Linked DNA regions of Homo sapiens: region 2 is linked to region 1. A link is a loop called in an ENCODE intact Hi-C map of the cell type or tissue named here. Cell type or tissue: dorsolateral prefrontal cortex. All regions are shown on one strand.

The links. A loop is a pair of places that touch in the nucleus more often than their neighbours do. Peaks named below come from ENCODE experiments on the same cell type or tissue, not always from the same donor. Only the 100,000 strongest peaks of a DNase experiment are listed, where the experiment ranks them.
Region 2: a loop joins it to region 1, with 8 times the contacts of the local background. A loop is called at or near these places in 104 of 110 quality-filtered maps.

Annotation. Positions count from the first base shown.
Region 1 is chr21:32,257,573-32,260,072 of GRCh38, reverse strand. It overlaps a transcript of MIS18A not described here. Among named protein-coding and RNA genes, the nearest start is that of MIS18A, 20 kb to the left of the region's middle. In dorsolateral prefrontal cortex, CTCF peaks have their summits at 1,345 and 1,546 (motif pointing right); DNase peaks (open chromatin) are centred at 1,253 and 1,562; H3K27ac peaks cover 137 bases.
Region 2 is chr21:31,864,990-31,867,489 of GRCh38, reverse strand. No RefSeq gene overlaps it. Among named protein-coding and RNA genes, the nearest start is that of HUNK, 6.8 kb to the left of the region's middle. RefSeq lists a silencer at 1,070-1,209. In dorsolateral prefrontal cortex, CTCF peaks have their summits at 1,068 and 1,268 (motif pointing left); DNase peaks (open chromatin) are centred at 1,249 and 1,689; H3K4me3 peaks cover 820 bases; H3K27ac peaks cover 464 bases.

The DNA.
Region 1 (2,500 bases):
GGTTCCACCAAAGTATTCAAAATTGCTTTTCATATTTCAGAATTGACATATAAGAGTAAAAAGAAAGTAACCCAAACTGCAGTGGTGCTGTGGGGCTAGCATAAAATGTTAATCAGGTAAATAGGAACTCAAAGGAAATTTACCAAATTGAGCTCATTTACATGTGTAATTACCCATCTGTGATCATTCTACTGTTCTATTTATTCTGTCTTTCTCCTCCCACACTGGGTTAAAAATACTTTGTATTAAAGATTTTCTTCATAACCAAATACAATGAATTCTTGGGATTGGGGGTGGGGTGGGGTGTGAATGCCACTCTGACACTGGAAACAAGATGCCGGAGTGGGCCTCAGTGCGCGCTGTCTGGGTGCAAGGGAGAAGCCCGGCAGATACACATTAACGCCACCTTCAGACAGGCACATCCCAAGAGGAGACTTGGAGGCAATGGCATTGAAAACCACCTGCTGCTTTCAGTGATCAAGAAAGAAACCTGTGGCTTTCATGAATGCGGAATCCATAAGACACAGTCAGATGCCGTCCTGGAATGGTTGCTTCCTGAAGTAGGAAGGTCCAGAGTAGGCTAGGAAGGTGTCAGGGAGTGGGCTGTCTCCTCACAGGATACTCTTTCTTAGGGGGAAATGATGACCTTGAGCTGAGGTAAGGAGGCCCTTGAGCTTGAAGATGCGAAAGAAAAGTGGCTCCCCAGCCTTCTCAGTGCTTGGGTGTGGGAAAGAATTGTAACCCCTGGGAGGCCAAGGCGAGGCAGAGAATGCCCTCCAGAGGCCTGCGGTCTTGGAGCGAGGAGGCCCTGACAGAGGAGACCTGGCCAACCCTTCCCTCGAGCCCCTGGCCACTCTCAGGGTGGGCATTGCCTGAGGCTTATCAGAAATGCAGACCCTGGCTGGGCACGGTGGCTCCCACCTGAAATCCTGGCACTTTGGGAGGCCGAGGCAGGAGGATCGCTTGAGTCTAGGAGTTCGAGACTGGCCTGGGCGACATAGCAAGACCAGCAAGACTCTACGAAAAAATTAAAAAGTTAGCAGTGGTAGCGTGCACTTGCAGTCCCAGCCACCCTGGAGGCTGAAGTGAGAGGACTGCTTGAGCCTGGGAGGTCGAGGCTGCAGTGAGCTGTTATCTTACCACTGCACTCCGTCCTGGGCAACAGGCCTATCTCTAAGTAAGTAAGTAAGTAAGTAAATAAATAAATAAATAAATAAATAAATAAATAAATAAATAAAATGCAGACCCTCACGCCTCATCCAGGCCCGCTGAACCAAACCTGTGCTGCTGCAACAAGATGCTAGGTGGTCCCCAGGCACGTTCAAGTGTGACACGAGCTGACTTAGGGGACAGTTCTTCCCGGCTTTCTTGAATAAAATGGTTCTTTTATATGTTGGTGCGTTTTGGTGTGATTACTAATTTTGCTGAGTACCGTAGTCATTTTTTCAGTGTCACTGTTTGACATGCTGTAAAGTAGGTTAGTATCACTCTCAGGCTGTGAGTCGGACTTTTTGTTTTGTTTCCCCAATCAGGCCACAAGGGGCCGCATTTCACCATGTAAACATTCATCGTGTCCAGCCTGTTCACAACCACAGTGGGAAACTCAGTAGCTGCAGGAGGCCCTGTCCAACAGGAAGGTTGCCTCATTGCAACCTGACTTTATCCCTTCACTCCTGTAACCAACATTCTTAATTAAAATAAAATAATAGTCAAGGCCCCCCGTCCCCGATGCAGCCCCCATCAGACTGCTAACAGCTTTTTCGGTATTCGTCCCTAAAATTGCTTACATCTACACTTGCACAGGATTTTCCCCAAGGCACTAGCATTCTACACTGGAAGTTAATTATGTTTTCTCTTTCAGTCGTTTTCTGTTTTCATGACTCAGATTTGTTACTAAATCCCCTCCCCCAATGCTTTCTGAGTCCTTAATGCTGTGTTTGCCAGCTCAGTTTGGAGTTGCCGGCTGAGAGGTGGCAGTCTTCCGGAATAAGGACATTTCTGATCACCTTGCTAATGTGTCTGACTCACACGAGACTTGGCAGGAACCCTCTATCTGTATTAATGCTATAGATTCCTTTGGAAAGATTAAGGAACAGTGCTATCTTGTTATGGGTCAAGACATCCAAAGCACATTATTTAGACGACAACATTGTCCAAAGCTTTAAAGTGAACTCAGGCAACTACATTTTATGCCAGACTTCCATTTGCTGAAACAGATTAAAAAAATACTCGTGCATTAAGTGATTATGCAGAGGCAAAGTGGTAGTTCTGTGAGGTTCCAGCACACTGGGAGTCCTGGAGCCTTGGGGTGTGTGTCCTACGGAGCCTCCAACAACTGGAGCAATTTCACATCCCTGGCGTCCATCTCCCAGGCTAGGTTTCCTCATCTGTAGAAAGAAGGGGTTGGATTAGGATGCTCCGTAGGTTTCCTTTTAAAAGTAATCTAAAAAAGCAATCAGAAATGTTTTGTTATTTTAATTAGGTATTGATTTGAAATGGA
Region 2 (2,500 bases), 390 kb after region 1:
ATGGCTATTTCAGTAAGAAAAATGTACCTGCCACCTCCCAACTACAGATGGGCCCAGGGCTTTAGGACGTCTTGATGTGTGGTCTCTTCCTGTAAATCCCTGATAGAGGCTATTGAGAAGGAATGGAACTTTAAATATTCTATAGGAAGAGGCCATCACACATACTGATCTGGACCATTCCCCCTTGTATGCATGTCTCATTTGAAAGTGGCTTCCCATCGTACACTGACACCAACATCATCCCTATGGCCCTGCCAGGCCCAGCACAATCTGCATCCCACCCTGCAGGGCTCATCTCTCTTCCCTCATCCCATCATGTCTCTGATCTCACTTCCTCCTATTCACTGCCCTCCAGCCACACTGACCTGTGTGTGGGACCCACTCCCCCAGTGGGCTCTTTTTACTTTTTTGGAATATTATTCCAAGAAATATCTGTAGAGCTGGCTTCCTCATCATCTTCCGGTCTTTGCTCAAATGTCACCTTCTCTGTGGGCCTTTTCTCTGACCTTTTCTCTCTGATGCAAATTTCCCCTGGGCTACGCCCCACTCCCCTGCACCCCACCTCCTTATCCCCTTCCCTGCTTTATTTTCCTTCACAGCACTTATTGCCATCTGACAAATTACATCATTTCCCTCTTTGTTTTGCTTTTTGTCTGGCTCCTTCCCTAGAATGTCTGCTCCATGAGGGCTGGGACTTTGGTTAAGTCCACTATGCATGGTGCCTGGCTCCTGGGGAGTGCTCAACACAAATTCATTGTGGTTGACTAAATTTGTAATTCACAGGGAGTCTCGTTGCAGAAGCAGACGACCATAATAAATGAGAAGGCAGAAAGGAGAAACGCAACAAAACCGGGTCCTGCTGGAGAAAGCACACATCATAAAGACATATGGCAAAAGATCAATATTCATGCCTCAAAGAGGAGCCTCGATGACAAGCTCCACATTTGTATTATGGCAGGGAGGGAAAGGTTATTGTTAGCGCTGAGGCTTATTTACAGCCTTTCGCTGGGTGCTGACTCCTGTCCATTTCTTAGTAGGGATTGAGTAGAGCCTGCAGCAGCGAGGGGTCTGGGGATACTTAGAAGTGAGCACATACAACAGAGCATGGTCTACGGTGTGGCCAGCAGGTGGAGATGCAGTGAGGCGGAGGGCACCCTGGAACTGAGCCCACTCACCAGTCACAGAACTGGGCACGCGTGCTGATTGCAGAAGCCTGCCTGGCACAGCCAGGTGGACAGATGTAGACAAAAAGAGGCCGGCGCCCCCTGCTGGTCAACTCGGCTCTGCTTTCCCTCCGCAGCCCAGAGGGGCCCAAGAAACCGGGAAGAGAATGCAGGACCGGAGGCCAGAGCTGCCTCCGTGGCCCTGGGCAGGGCTCTTACTGTCTCTAAGCATCCGCTTTCTCCATCTGGAAAGGAAGAACTTCTCCCTGTCATTCCTAAGTCCCAGGACTGCTGCCAGGGTAAAATGAGGCAAATTATGGGCATATGCTACGAAAATAGAAGCTATTTTGGTTATTGTTCTTAGCACGGCATTCTTACATCAGAGCGAAAAGTGTCTGGGACATAAATCTGAAAACGATACATTTAAAATAAAGCAAAGAGTGAATGGGTCAAAAGACCAGTTTGTCCGGGGCTTTTTCATTCCGTGGCGGAGGCTTTCTGCTGAGCATTAGCATGTGATACACACATCTGCAGGCTTTGGGCCCACTGCCATGCAGAGCGTGCCACTATTCTAGGCCTGCTCCTCAACCCTCACCTTCCAGTTTCCCTCCTTCCAGGCCCCTGATCAACTGCCCAAGCCATTTGCTACTGCCAATGAGTCCATGTGTGTAGAAAGATAGTGATGATAGATAGATAGATGATAGATAGATAGATAGATAGATAGATAGATAGATAGATAGATAATAGATTTTTTAGCTAGGGTCTCGCTCTGTTGCCCAGGCTAGAGTGCAGTGGTGCCATCACGGCTCACTGTAGCAGCCTCTATCTCCTGGGCTCAAGTGATCCTCCCATCTCAGCCTCCCAAACAGCTGGGACTATCGGCATGCACCACGACACCCGGCTAATTTTTTGTGTGTTTTTTTTTTGCAGAGGCGGGGTTTCGCCATGTTGCTCAGGCTGGTCTCAAACTGCTGAGTTCAAGCCATCCTCCCTCCTCAGCCTCCCAAAGTGCTGGGATTACAGGCATGAGTCACTGTGCCCAACAAATAATAGATAATTAGTAAAGAGACAGACCAATAAATAGATGATAGATAAATAGATGATTGATAGAAACAGATGATAGATTCAATAGATAGAAGGATGATACATGACAGATACATAATGAATGACCAATGGATGATAGATAATTAGTAGATACGGATAAAGAGATAGAGAGATAGATGACACCTAGATAGGTGATTAATAGAAAATAGATCAATAGACACATTGATCAGTAGATGATGAACAAGAAGAAGGAGGAGGAGAAGGGAAGGAAGGAAGAAAGGAAGGGGAAACAA